3 separate regions of the Homo sapiens genome follow, and regions 1 and 2 are each linked to region 3. Evidence: read pairs that join two places in POLR2A ChIA-PET (ENCODE). Cell type or tissue: MCF 10A. All regions are shown on one strand.

The links. ChIA-PET counts read pairs that join two places held together with the same protein. Peaks named below come from ENCODE experiments on the same cell type or tissue, not always from the same donor. Only the 100,000 strongest peaks of a DNase experiment are listed, where the experiment ranks them.
Region 1: POLR2A ChIA-PET joins it to region 3 with 6 read pairs; 1 of 35 experiments calls an interaction of 5 or more read pairs at or near these places.
Region 2: POLR2A ChIA-PET joins it to region 3 with 6 read pairs; 14 of 35 experiments call an interaction of 5 or more read pairs at or near these places.

Annotation. Positions count from the first base shown.
Region 1 is chr10:122,508,338-122,513,337 of GRCh38, reverse strand. HTRA1 (HtrA serine peptidase 1) reads right to left here. Exons shown (of 9, transcript NM_002775.5): 6 at 4,568-4,682; 7 at 3,185-3,242; 8 at 1,273-1,368. Among named protein-coding and RNA genes, the nearest start is that of HTRA1, 49 kb to the right of the region's middle. In MCF 10A, no CTCF peak of the experiment used is centred here; a DNase peak (open chromatin) is centred at 2,777.
Region 2 is chr10:122,361,530-122,366,529 of GRCh38, reverse strand. No RefSeq gene overlaps it. Among named protein-coding and RNA genes, the nearest start is that of PLEKHA1, 11 kb to the left of the region's middle. In MCF 10A, no CTCF peak of the experiment used is centred here; a DNase peak (open chromatin) is centred at 2,269.
Region 3 is chr10:122,305,376-122,310,375 of GRCh38, reverse strand. BTBD16 (BTB domain containing 16) reads right to left here. Exons shown (of 16, transcript NM_144587.5): 10 at 3,068-3,187. Among named protein-coding and RNA genes, the nearest start is that of BTBD16, 37 kb to the right of the region's middle. RefSeq lists an enhancer at 2,368-2,437. In MCF 10A, no CTCF peak of the experiment used is centred here; a DNase peak (open chromatin) is centred at 2,205.

The DNA.
Region 1 (5,000 bases), 200 kb before region 3:
CCACTATCTGGCCAACTTGCTTATAATGGGTATTGCAACTCAGAATGCAGTTCCTATAGGGGTGGGCGGAATGTTTCTGTTAAGAGGCACTTCCTTTGTGTGGTTGCCACTATAACTGTAGCTCTTATATAGCTCAGCGTCAAAACGCTGTCATGGTCCTTCATGGGCTAGCACAAGGGTCTGCAAACTTTTTCTGTAAAGGGCTCCATAGGAAATATTTTAGGCTTTGCAGTACATATGGTCTCTGTTGAAGCTACTCAACTCTGCTGTTCCAGCACAAAAGCCACCATAGATGTCATAAACCAAATTACAGTGGACACTGAAATTTGAATTTCATACAAATTTAACATGTCACAAAATACTATTCTTATTTCAGGATTTTTTCAACCATTTAAATGTTCTCATAAGTGGGAACTAAGCTACGAGGACACAAAGGCATAAGAATGATACAATGGACTCTGGGGACTCAAGGGGAAAGGCTGGGACAGGGATGAGGGATAAAAGACTACAAATTGGGTTCAGTGTACACTGCTTGGGTGATGGGTGCACCAAAACCTCACAAATCACCACCAAAGAACTTACTCATGTAACCAAATACCACCTGTTCCCCCAAAAACCTATGAAAATAAAAAATAAGTAAAAATAAAAATAAAATGCAAAAACTATTCTTAGCCCACAGCTCCATATAAAAGCAGGCAGTGGGCCAGATCCAGCCCCCAAGGCACATTTGCTGGTCCCTGGTCTCGCACTTTTCTCTGGATATTCCGCCAATACAGGTAACAAACCCTGATGGATGGTTGAGCTACTTCTTGTCATGTTACTTTGATATCACTTGGGTTATTTTTCTGGAGGTGTTGACAGGTATGGGCCTAATTGTCAGAGACATTCTGGAAGACTCCAGGAAGAGAAGGGTCCTGAAGCCTAGAAAAGGACCACCAAGTGAGGGCTTGGGGACACTGTTCCTGAAACCCTCTCTCTGGCCAGCCGGGCCATCTCAGAGACTCATTACGAGTCTGCTATTGCTCTGTCCATCTGGAGGGTCCTCGTGGAGCAAGGACTTTTGAAGACAGAAGGCACCCTCCTATGGATGAGTCCCGAGCCGAGCCAGGTCGGAAGGCCTGGCCAGCAGGAATGACAAGCAACGTCCGACCACGTCTGTCAAGGATCAACATAATCATCTGAGCCAGTAGAAAAGGAACAGCGCTCCCTCTTCCTGCTACCCCCACAGGAACAACAAGAATATTGGGAAAAGAGAAAACGACTCCAACTCACGCTTCTGCTGGGGTATCAGGAATTACTTCAATTATATACGCTCCTGAGATCACGTCTGGGAAGTCCCGGTGCCGGTCCTTCAGCTCTTTGGCTTTGCTGCTCCAGAGAAAAAGCACCCGTGTTAGTGTGAAGAAACACCAGGCCTTCCTCACGCAAAACTCAGCTCTCACCAGTTCCCGTCTTCTCCTTAGGTCTAAGGTAAAATTCCTCCAGGAATTCTGATCCTATTTTAAAATTAAAATTGCCTGTCTACCAGAGTCAAAGATTTACTTGGTAACAGCAAGGAAAGTGCTTTATTATTTATTTATTTTTTTTATTTATTTTTTTTTTTTTGAGACAGAGTCTTGCTCTGTCGCCCAGGCTGGAGTGCAGTGGTACGATCTCAGTTCACTGCAACCTACATATCCCGGGTTCAAGCAATTCTCCTGCCTCAGCCACCCGAGTAGCTGGGATTACAGGTGCCTGCCACCAAGCCCGGCTAATTTTTTATATTTTTAGTAGAAACAGGGTTTCACAAATTGGCCAGGCTGGTCTCGAACTCCTGGCCTCAAGTGATCTGCCCGCCTTGGCCTCCCAAAGTGCTGGGATTACAGATGTGAGCCACCGCACCCAGCCATCATCATTGTTATTATTTCTTAATTAATAGTAGCTATTACTAAGGAGTCAGTAAAGTACAGTGGTTGGCCTGGTTTGCAGCCCTAGCTCGGCCATTTGCTAGCTGTGTGACCTCGGACAGTTGCTTAACTTCTCTGTGCCTTCATTTCCTCACCTGCAAAATGGGGATAATAACAGTACCCTACAACATGAGTTGTGAGGATCAGATGAGATCATCCCAGTAAGGCACCTGGCCCAGTACGTGTGATACATAGTGGCTGGCATCACTGTGGCTGGTGACCCCTGCCACCACTCCCTGATCTGAGCCTGGCCACACATCAGAAGCACCTGCGCTGTCATCCCTATCCTGAAGAGGAGGAAACTGAGGCACTCAGGGGTCATATCGTTCCCAAGGTCACAAGGCAGGACATATCAGAGCAGGGACAGGAACCCAGGAAGCTGGGCACCAAGGGCTTACCATCTTTCCCTACACCTCGTAGTTCCAAAGGCAAACAACTGAGGGGACACTTTAACCTTGACAAATGGCTCCATCTTCTGGAGTGCTAAGAAAGGGACCACCATTCATAACATGTATCAAAATATATTAATACTTTCACAGTGAGTGAATCATTAATTCATCATAGTAATGAACACATTAATCTATCTGTTACTATATTCTAGTCTTTACCTACTTTACCTCTGACAGTTTTAGCCATGCCAGGTGAGTCTACTACCAGGACTCATGAGATTACACCAGAATTTTTCATCCAGTTTAGAACACCAGGATGCCATGAGCCTGCCAACCACAGGCCGCAATTCCACCAGCTCGGGGAAAACAAGCACATCAGTCATTCACTTCCCTGCGCTGGACCTGCCCTGGCATTCCTGGAGCCGCGGCCCACGAGCTGCAGAGCAACGAAAGCAGAGTGCCTAGAGCTGCGGGAGGGGCTTGGGGCCCTCCTGGAATGTGGGTTTCAACAGAATGTGGGGTAAGGAAGACGTGAGCCAGAGTGAATCAACAGCCCCACCACGCACACACTGTTCAGGCCTGCCTTCAAAGAGGAGGGCAGAACCTTCTACACCGGAGGGCCTGCTGCCAGTGAAGAAAACCAGCTCAGAATGCAAAAACACAGGTTAAAACCAAACAAAGGGGCCAAGGCTAATGACCTGTCCTCTTTCCCGATGCTACTTCATTATAAGCAGAAACTGAGACGTCTTAAGGCAGCATAAGGTTTCTCTTTCAGGGGTGCCCGTGAGCACCTTCTGAAGTTCAGGTTTATTAAAATTTAAGACACAGACACGCATCCTGTTTACCCACCTGGACGTGAGTGACATCATTCGGATACCAATATACTTCTTCTTGGTGATGGCTTTTCCTGGTGAGACAACAAAGGGACAGCAGAAGGTCAGCCCAGTTGGTGGGGGTGCTGGGGACACCAGGGGCCGGGGGCCCAATCCCCCAGGTTGCAGGAAGGGCCACAGAAGGGTACACTGAGGTTGCGGCTCAAATCCTGGTCTGGACCCCTCCCCTCTGGGGGACCTTGGGAAAGTCCCATTGTTTCAATTAATGGTCAGGTACCTGGGCATGACCCTTAATTCCTCATGGCCTCATCCTGACAGCTGGCCCTTCCCCAAGCTTGCTCTACCCCCCATATATATCTGGAATGTGACCCCTCTGTCCCACCTCCACTGCCACCACCCTTGTCTGAGACCCCAGCATGTCTCATCCAGATGGCTGGGAGAGCCCCTTAACCGGTCCCCAACTTCCAGCAACCCCTCCAGCAGACTCCCCGCAGCCATCAGAGTGTCCTTTCAGTGACATCAATCAGATCATAAACTTCCCTGTTCTTAAATGTCGTTAGGATGCAACCCAGGTCCCTCACCACGGCCTGCTGTGAGCCTGCTCGCCCGGCCTTGGCCTCTTTCCACCCCGGGGAACTCCATGCTGTCACTGTGCTCCGGCCCTCAGGCCACTTCAGGGGCCTTGTGCTCACTCAACTATGCTGAGTCCTCTGTCTTTCCTTCTGGAGTGTTCCCCCCACATCCCTGCCCGCTGGTTCCTCCTCACTCAGACCTCAGCTTGGAAGGCATTTCCTGGCCACACCATCTCCACCAGCTGCCCCTCCAGTCGCTCCCTTGACGGCCACCCTGATCCGTTTTCTTGGGAGCACTAATAGTATCTTATGTGTTTGATTATTTACTGTCAGCCTTCCCATCCCCCAACAGAACATAAAAGTCACACCGGCAAAGGCCCCTGTTGAGCCCCAGGCCCCAGTTGAGCTGTCCACTGCCAAGCTCCCTGCTTGACTTAGAGCAGATGGGGCAATAAACGTTTGCAGAATGATCTCCCTGAACCGTTTTCTCATCAGCAAAATGGGACTAGTAATTCCTAACTGATAGGGCAAAAGAATTAAGTGACATACATAAAGAAAGTGAAATAATGTACACAAGTCACCTAGGATCATGCCTGGTACATATTAGACTGACTCAAGTGACATTGCCATGATCAGAGGACAAAAATGGTGAAATGTCTGTGACCTTCTGCGAGGGATTTAGTAATGTGCATTCCCGTTCACTTCTGGATCAGAGACGGCTTGGCTAGTCCTAGGGGCTGCCGCTTTTCCCTTCCCCAAGTCCCAAAGGGCAGCTGAGCTTCAGGCCCCATCTCCGGAGTCCCCAGGGCTGTGTGGGCCTTGCCTACCTTTGGCCTGTCGGTCATGGGACTCCGTGAGGAACTTTTTAATCTTATCAGATGGGATTGCAAAGGAGATTCCAGCTGTCACTTTCAAAGTGTTAATTCCAATCACTTCACCGTCCTGAAAAGCAAGAAGGACACGGCTTACTGAATCGTGAAGCTTTACCGGCAGGTACACACCCAGAGAGAATATGCCTGAAAGAAGTCCCTGAGCTATTTCAGAGATCGAAGTGGGGAGATGCAAGGAGGGGATCCCCGTGGCAGCAGGGAGAGAGGCATCAGGACACCCAGGCAGCGCGAGCCACGCGCAGCTGTGGAAGAATCGCACATACTCCAGGTCGGCACTGGGTGCTCACCTCACGGTAAGCACAGATAGTTTCAAAATGCACGATATGATTTGCTCCTGTTTCACAAGGAATACGTTTCCAAAGGCTCAAAC
Region 2 (5,000 bases), 56 kb before region 3:
GCGGTGGCTCACGCCTGTAATCCCAGCACTTTGGAGGCTGAGGCATGTGGATCACTTGAGGTCAGGAGTTCAAGACCAGCCTGGCCAACATGATGAAACCCCATCTCTACTAAAAATACAAAAATTAGCCAGACGTGGTGGTGCACGCTTGTAATCCCAGCTACTTGGGAAGCTGAAGCAGGAGGATCGCTTAAACCCAGGAGGTGGAAGTTGCAGTGAGCCAAGATTATGGCACTGCTCTCCAGCCTGGGTGACAGACAGAGCAAGACTCTGCCTCAAAAAAAAAAAAAAAGGCGATGAACACATCTGTCACCCCCAGAACTGCCCTCTGCCCCTTTATCATTCCCCCTGACTACCTTCTCCACCCCAACCACAACCACTGGTCTGCTTTCTGTTACTACAGTTTGCATGTTCTACAACTTTCTGTAAATGGACTCATACAGTATGTACTCTTTTATGTGTGGCTTCCTTGGCTCAGCCTGAGTATTTTGAGATTCCTCTGTGTTCCATGTATCAGTTCATTCTTCTCTGTTGCTGGATAGTGCTCCCTTGTGTGGATACACCACAGTTTGTTTCTCCATTCACCTGTTGGAGGATATTGGGTTGTTTCCTCTCCTGTGTCTTTTTTCACGTTGCTTCCTCTGCCCAGAGTGGGTTTTTCCTTCAGCCCCACCCCACCCCCTAACCTCCCACAAATAAAATCTGCCTACACCAGAACACAAACATTAACTCCAATCAAAACTCATTGACTCTGAGACATCTTTCTGAGCTTACAGAAGTGGCCCTCTCTCCTCTGCAACCCCACTGCTCCCCATTTTTAGATTATAGTGGTGTTTTCCCCTGGGGATCATGATTTCCTCAAGAGCAGGCACCATGTCTTAATTACCTCAATAGTGTCAGCCACTAGTACAGTGTCCAGGATGAGAGATGGGGCGATGGGGGCGGGGGTCATCAAGGGATAGTGGCATGGTGGATGAGCCTGGGGGCAAATCTGGCTTTCAGAAGGGAGGTTGGCAGAAACAAGGCAAGCCCCAGGCCTGGAAAGGGACTGGAGACCCCTATGGACAGTCTGACAGGAAATCCAGTGGAACAAACTCAGCTTGAATGTGATGTGCAGTTGCCCAGGGCTCACTCCTGGTAGCAGCTCCAGGTGACTTAATTCTAAGCCCCTAGGCTTCACATCAGATGCTGAGCCCCAGGCCTGGAAAGGGACTGGAGACCCCTATGGACAGTCTGACAGGAAATCCAGTGCAACAAACTCAGCTTGAATGTGATGTGCAGTTGCCCAGGGCTCACTCCTGGTAGCAGCTCCAGGTGACTTAATTCTAAGCCCCTAGGCTTCACATCAGATGCTGAGCCCCATATGGCCCCTGTGGAGATGGGCTTAAGAGCCTGGGAGAATGGAGCCCCTAGGTGGGGCATAAGTGAGCCCACCTACAAGGGACTGGCGGCTGGAGTCCTGGCATGGCCCTGAGCTCCATCGTGGGCACTGCTACATGGCCCTGATCTCTCCATTACTGCCCCCCTTCCACTGGGGAATGTGGAGCTGCCCAGAAAGCTGGTCAAAGGGGACCATTCTGGGATTCATTGTGGGATTCCTTCTCTGATTTCTCTTGTCCTTTCTCTTGTCAATTAAATAAGCCCATCAGTATAGTTCTCAATCCAGTATGGCAACCCAGCAGCACCACTCAGAAAGCCTAATGTCCTGGTTCAATAGTTCTCCATCCATTTAGGCTTTTTGTCCTGAAGATATGATTGGCACATTGTTTAGGAAAACTGCTCTAAAAATATGAAAATGATTGATCTTTTGCAAAGACCTAAATGATCACATCTCTGCGATCTAAGCTCTTTGGCCCATGATGCTGTTGCAAAGGGTGCTGTTGGTGCCGGACAAACCCGAGTTCAAATCGACTGCTTGCTGGCTTGTGGAACTTTGAGCCACCGGCTAAAGGGTTCTGAGCTTCGGTTTCCTCCTTGGGCAAATGATCCCTCTGCTGCATAGAAGTTGTGAAGATGGGACTTAGAACACAATAAGTGCTCAGTAAGTGGCTTTTATTATGGTGTCTATTGGGCCATTAGAGGAGTTACACACCCACGCCTGCCCAGGCCTGTTTCTGGGTTCAGCATCTTTACTTCCTAACGACAAGTGAGCTTTTCTCTGGAAGCTCTCCTGGTTATCCTGAAATGCCCTTCTCTTAATTCTGGGGCCCACATGCTGCCTGCCAGACTGTTTGTTTTGGATGGAAGAGGCCAGCCAGGGAGTGGCGGGCCTGCCCATACGGTTCCTTGAAACAAAAGTTGCTCCCTGAGTCACTGCTGGGAGAAGCCACTGCATCCAGGCACCTACACAGACATGTTAGAGGTAGGATGCCCTGTGGGCAGGGCTGCTGGGGGTCGGCCAGGTGCACAGACAGAGGGACAGGGACAGAGGGCCCTGTAAACCAGGCAAAGGGTGTGGGTTTTATCCTGAAGAAATGGAGAGGGGATATTGAAGAGTTTTAGATAAGAGAGAGACACAGTCAGATTTGTGGATTACTTAAGTCCCCTGGACTCTTTGAGCAGTCTTTCTGGAAGGTGAGGCCCCACCTACATTCCATCTTCCTTTGCCCAACACAGGTGTCCTGCTGTAGCCAAACCCCTAAACAGACTCTACACCTCTGCCTCATTTGGAGTGCTCTCCACCTGGCAACATTCCCTAGTCCTTCAAGCCTGGCTTGGCTCTCTCTCCTTTATAAATCCTCCCCTGCCCCCAGCACATGATCATCACCCCCTCCCGAGAACCCAGGGTTCTTTCCCATATACCCAGTAAACAGAGCCACTCAGAACTTGCTACTCCATGTGGCTAATTCTTGGAGCACACAATGCTGTGGAAAGAACAAAACCTTTGCATTCAGAAGACCTGAGTTCAAGTTCTAATTTTGTCCTTAGCCACCGTGTGGCCTCCAGCATCTCACAACCTCCCTGAGCCACGCTCTCCTCATTTGCACAGTAGGGCAATATGATGCATCTCCCAGGATTGTGGTAAGTATCACAGGAATACCAAAGCACTTTGTAGATAGTGATGATAAACAGAAACTGGAAAAGACATGGGCTAAAGAGCTAGGAAGACCTGGGTTGGAACCTTGGCTCTGTCTCCTACTGGTTGACTGTCTCTAGACAGGTCATCCAGTTTCTCTGGCCTTACTTTCCTCCTCTGTAGGTGGGAAGCATAATACTTGCCTCTGGGATTAATGTGAAAATCAAATACGTTAAGAGGTTGGCACTGTACCTGGCACATAGTAATCTGGCAATGGATGTTAGTGCCCTTCCCTCCTTGCTCCCAAAAGACAGTGCTTTGGATATTGGAGTACATATGCATCTATTGATTGCCTGGCTAGTTTAATTCTTGACTGACCAAATGAAAGGATGGATGGATGGGTGGATGGAGGAATGGGGAGATGGGTGGATGGAGGGATGGATGAATGAGAAGATTGGTGGACAAATGAATGTCTAACTGAATAACTGAATGAATGAATCAATGGATGGATGACCAAACTGATAGTTGAATAAAACCAAGGAGCAAATGAGTGCCTGAATGAATGAACAATGAATGGAGAGAATGAGTCACTGAATGCAGGACAGGATAGACATAGTGGTAAATGACTGTTCTCCTGTGGCCCTGAGGCCAACCCCGCTGGTCTGGCCTCTGTGGTGTGTTTAAAGCACTAGTTACCATCAAGGGCCTCCCCCTGTGGCAGACAGATGTCCCTGCCAGGTAACCAGGGTAACAAAGTTCCTGAAGAGAAGCAGCTTCTGGTTTCTTTGAAAGTGCATCCGGGCCTATCTTGGTAACAAAGGCAAACATTCTGGGGCTATGTGGACCAGAGGAAGTGCCCACTCCAAGCTGCCACTGGAGAAGAACATCAGCCCAGGTGCCCTCCCATCCTGAGGTGGGGCTGTCCTTTTGCAGCCACCAACCTCCTTCTGGGAAAGAAAGAACATCATTTGCTTCATTAGTGAAGATGAAACTGACATCAGCAAGCCAGGGAAGCAGGTTAGAATCCCAGGAAGAGGGAGTCTGGAGGTGGGGCACAGCCCTCATCCTACCATCTGTGAACCTGTGGGTTGGAGATGGCTCTGTCAGTCACCGCATCACCCTCATTTGGCATGTCTGCAAGGCACCCCAACTGAGGAGCCATTCACAAGTGCTGCCTCTCATAGCCATGCTAGGAGGGAGGCAGCAAGGGAGTGCCAGCTTCTCTTTCCACCCTTATACAGATAAGGAGCCCCCTCCATGGGAAAAGACGTGCTCAAGGTTAGGGAGTGACAGCGGAGCCTGAGCAATCCCCTTGAGTCTCTTGATGCCCCCATCTTCTCTACAGGCTCACAGGATAAAGCTGAGACCCAGTTCCAATTCAATTAAAGCTTCCTATCAACTCATTGAACAGTCAGTCAGTTCTGCAAGCCACGCACCTGCACCTGCTGCCTGAGTCTCTCAACTAGAGCCCTTTGCATCTTTGCACCTAGACTTTTACTTCTTTAAGGCAATGGACTTGTTATGTCTTCTTTGATGATGGACCCTCAGACAAGTGGAGCAAAACCAAAGTACTGTGTGGGCCACACTGTTTTAGATTCAGTTTTGCACATGTAGTTTCATTTAGAGCTTGGTACAACCCTGCCAGGTGTGTGTCCCATTTTACAGAGGAGGAAAGAGGAGCATATTATGCACCTAGGAAATGGAAGAACTGGGACTCAAGGTCTAGCATTTCCTGCCATGTCTACCATGACAATCTTAAAAGACACAAAAGAGTGCTGGGCTTAACAGAAACACACACACAAACACACACACACACACACACACACACACACACACACACACACACACCACAGTTCAACTTAACATCATAATCCTGCACACACAAATTCCCCACTGGGAAAATCAAAACAAATCCTTGCTCTTCAAAATGAAGAAAAATGCCATCAGATTTCCATGTGTTTATCTAATTAACCTGCATGAAAGG
Region 3 (5,000 bases):
GCTGGTCAGCCCTGGGGATCCTCGGCAGGGGATGGCAAACATGGACCCAGGGCGCCACCAAGCCTGGCTCCTGCAGCCAGGATAGACACCGCTAATCTACTGCGACATTCTTCTTCTCAGAGCCTACAGAAAAGCTGAGAATCCTTCTTGGGCTGGTGCACTCAACGGGCACCACCCATCAATAGAAACGGAAATGTGTCTGCTATCTCAATGTTGTCAAGTTGCCACATGCATGACATTCTCTGAATTTTCCATCAGCATTTAAGACCCACTTCTGTGAGAAGAACTGAGCTACATAAAAATGGACCCAGCACGGTGGCTCACGCCTGCAATCCCAGTGCTTTGGGAGGCCGAGGTGGGAGGATCACTTGAGGGCAGGAGTTTGAGACCAGCCTGGCCAGCATGATGAAACCCCACCCCTACTAAAAATACAAAAATTAGCTGGGCGTGGTGGCACGTGCCTGTAGTCCCAGCTACTTGGGAGGCTGAGGCACTAGAATTGCTTGAACCCAGGAGGCAGAGGTTGCAGCAAGCCGAGATCGTGCCATTGCACTCCAGCCTGGGCAACAAGTGAGACACTGCCTCAAAAAAAAAAAAAAAATGTACTCAGCACAGTGGCTCATGCTTGTAATCCCAGTGCTTTGGGAGGCCAAGTGGGAGGATCACTTGAGACCAGGAGTTTGAGATCAGCCTGGGCAACAGAGTGGCCCTGTTTCTACAAATAATAATTTTAGGCTGGGCGCAGTGGCTCACGCCTGTAATGCCAGCACTTTGGGAGGCCGAGGCGGGTGGATCGCGAGGTCAAGAGATCGAGACCATTCTGGCCAACATGTTGAAACCCCATCTCTATTAAAAGTACAAAAATTAGCTGGGTGTGGTGGCGCTTGCCTGTAGTCCCAGCTACTCAGGAGGCTGAGGCAGGAGAATTGCTTGAACCTGGGAGGCGGAGGTTGAAGTGAGCTGAGATGGCGCTACTGCACTCCAGCCTGGCGACAGAGCGAGACTCTTTCTCAAAAAAAAAAACAAAAACAAAAACCAAAAAACAAACAAACAAAAAATAATAATAGTAATAATTTTAAAAATTAGCCAGATGTGGCTACATGCTCTTGTAGTCCCACCTACTCAGGAGGCTGAGGCGAGAGGATCACTTGAACCTAGGAGTTTGAGGCTGCAGTGAGCTATGATCACGCCACTGTACTCCAACCTGGATGACAGAGCAAGACCCTGTCTCAAAAAAAGAGAAAAAAAAGTCTGACAGAGACTCACAGTCCAGCAAGGTGCCAGGCAAGTTGGGGCAAGAGAAAGGATCATAAGCCCTTTGTTGAAGCTGCTTATGATGTCCCTGGGAGGGGCAGGACATATACATGAACTGAGGGGTTCAGCAGGGGCTGGGCAGAGCAGCTCTGGTGGGTGGCCCCCATCACGGATGGACAGAGAGGAGGCAGAGCAGGCAGGGACTGGGGGAAGCAGGAGCACCCAGAGCAGACCCCCAGGTGAAGGAGCCCGGGGCTCAGGAGATGCATTTGGGAGATGGAGGCCAATGACAAAGACACAACTGCGAGGTGCTACCACCCTGGAGCAGCTGAGCTGGGCAGGAGAAGAACCATCCACAGTGCTAAAAGTGGGCCACAAGGTCCTCCATGATGACAGAGTGGGCCTGGACAGTGTGCAGGGGAGAGCATCCAAGCCCTACACTTTCCCATCTTTTCTCCCAGTCTGACCCAAAGCTCGCTGGAGAAAGGAGAGGGCCAAGCAGGGAAGGAGGGAGGTTGGGGAAGGGACACAGCAGGCTCTGGCTGTCTGGAGCCACCCCCACTCTACATTGAGAGGACTCTGGCCCCTGTTGAAAGATTTGTCATCACTGCTTAGGTCGGGGCAATGACATGACTTGGAAAGAAGCAAATGGTTTCCAACGAAGAAAATTATACAGGATCAGGGGGCTTGGGGAAATGCATGGCGATGTGAGGTCTGGGACAAATCAACGTAGATTCGAAAAGAAAATGGAAAAGCTGTGGTGGTGAGAAACACCCCTGTGCCTGCCACTCCAGGGAAGAGCTGTGGCGTCTCTGGCTCAGGAGTGCAAGCAAAGGCCTTGGAAACAGCAACTTTGGCAGGGGGCCCACACCTTAACTCCCTTCTCCTCACTTGCTTCTTCCATATTAAAAACACAGCTCTAATGAATCACCACATTCTAGCTCTTTTTCCTATCTCCCAGTGCTAAGACGTTTCCAGTAGGAGAGCTGACCTGGAGCCAAACAGCAATTCCTCCTGGTGTGCATGACTCATTGGAAAAAGTGTCTCATAGGCTATTAAAAGAGTGGGGGAGGGCGGGTAAAACATTTGGGTTCAAAGCAAATTATATGGAAACTAAACACAGTACATATAATTCCGACACTGAATGCTGCTTTCCTCAAATAACAAGACAGAGAAAGAAGTGGGCTCTTTACTTAACGCAGCGCACAGATGTTCTGTTCCAGAAATGAATTACGTGCTTCAAAACAATGCAAATGAAACTTGGCTTAAACAGGTCACTACGTGAAGACGTGTTTATCTGCTAAACTCACACATGCAAAAGAAATGAAGCATCTTTACTTCCACTTCCTTAAACTCGCCTCGTCATGCTTGGAAGCCCTCATTCCTGAGGCTGTGGGGACCAGAAACACAAACCTAACAAGGTAATACCACCAGTTACTTCCACAGAAAAAGTGAGTTTTATTCAACCTAAGAAAGCTGATTTTTTTTTTTAATGAAGTTTTAAAGGCCAGGGTAGTGTGGTCATTTTCCTGAAGAGAGGAGTACCTTTTGCCTCATGCCTGTTACTGGACACAGCAAGTTCCCAGAAGCACCTGATTATCTCATAGTACAACACCTACATGTTGTTTACTTTTCCAGGTAATTTGGTGGTTTGAAAGCATCCTATAATCTTAGGCCCTATTAAAAAAACAGTGCCCTCTGAATGATGCTATGAAAAATTATATCACTGATGGTTTTCCCCCGTGATATTATGAGCAGTGTTTGTACATTTCAGTATTTGTGTATTTCATCAATCAACACTAAGTTATATTACCTCTTAAAAAATGTCATCACGGTTTCATAAGTCGGAATTGCCTGAATCTTGTAGTTCAGTTGCAAGAAGACCCACAAAAGCATTGTTTTCAGAAGATGGAATTCACTAAAGGTAAATAACCTGGCCAAAATAAAAAGATTGAGAAGAAATTTCAGAAATAGCACAAAATCACGCTGCTTGTAAGAAGCTGGTTAGAATGAGTTTGGGAATGAGGTGACACCACATTTGAGTCTGAAGGTAGCCTCAGACATCAAGCAGGTAAACAGCTTACTCAAGGCCACTCAACTGGGAAATGGCAGAGCTAGGATTTGAATCTCAGCAGCCTGACACTAGGGCCTGTGTTTTCACCCACCCTCTGTGCCCCGCAAAACAATGATCGTCATTTAATGAGCTCTTACTATGTGCCAGGTGTTCCCAAGATGTTTTCTGTAGATTTTTTCATTTAATTCCACACAACCATCCTGCAAAGTTAGGATATAGTCCTTACTTTTATAGATGTAGAAATTGAGATTAACCCTACATTTATTTAAAATTTTAGTGTTTTGTTCATCATGGCATTTTTTGGCATCAATTTTAATTCTAATATATTACACTAAAATAGACTGCATCTCGATGACTAAGTTTTTTCATGCTCCCTTAAATTTCGCACCAAGGTGCCTCACTCACTTCACCTTAGCTCTGGCCATGATTGAGGGCTGAAACCTGAATAACTTATCCAAGGTCACACAATTCTGGGCTCAGACCTGGGTATAGGGCAGGTTAGAATCTCAGTTCCTCACCAGACTGGCTGTGGAACCTCCTGTGAGTTGCTTAACTGCCCCGCAGCTGCAATGTCCTCATCTGTGAAAGTGTGATCACAGCAGCTGCTCAGAGGAGAGTGGTACAGAGTGGATGAGGTGAGTGGATGAGTTTCCTATCGCTCCAATAACAAATTGTCACAAACCAAGTGGTTCGAAACAACACGAATTTATTTTCTCATCATTCTGGAGGTCAGAAGTACCAAACAAGGTAAGATCAAGTTGTCAGCAGAGCTGTGTTCCTTCTAGAGGCTCAAGGGAGAATTGTTTCCTTGCCTTTTCCAGCACCTAGAAGCCACCCACATTCCTTTGCTTATGGCCCTTTTCTCAGTCTTCAAGTCAGCAGTTCAGCATCTTCAAATCTCTCTATGGTTCTGACTCTTTGGCTTCCCTCTTCACATTTACAAGGTCCTTGTGATCACCATGGGCCCACCCAGGTCATCTAGAATAAGCTCCTCATTTTAAAGCCCGCGGACACTATTCACAATAGCAAAGACATGGAATCAACCTAGGTGCCCATCAGTGGTGGACTGGGTAAAGAAACCATGGTACATATACACCATAAAATACTATACAGCCATGAAAAAGAGTGAAGGCATGTCATTTGCAGCAACATGGGTAGAGCTGGAGGCCATTATCCTAAGCAAATTGACACAGGAATAGAAAACTAAATACTGCATGTTCTCACTTGTCAGTGGGAGCTTAAACATTGAGTACACATGGACACCATTAAGGGAACAATAGACACAGGGCCTACCTGATGGTGGTGGGTAGGAAGAGGGCGAGGATTGAAAAACTATGTATAGGGTTGTACTGTTCTGTTGTTGAATTGCTACAAAGAAATATCTGAGACTGGGTAATTTGTAAAGAAAAGAGGTTTACTTGACTCACAGTTCCATGGGCTGTACAGGAAGCATGATGCTGGCATCTGCTTGGCTTCTGGAGAGGCCTCAGGAAACTTACCATCTTGGCAGAAGGTAAAGGGGGAGGAGGATGTCACACAGCCAGAGCAAGAGCAGGAGAGAGCAAGGCAGGAGGTGCCACACCCTTTGAAATGACCAGATCTCAAGGGAACTCACTCACTATCAGGAGAACAGCACCAAGAGGATGGTGCTAAGCCATTAGTGAGAAATCCA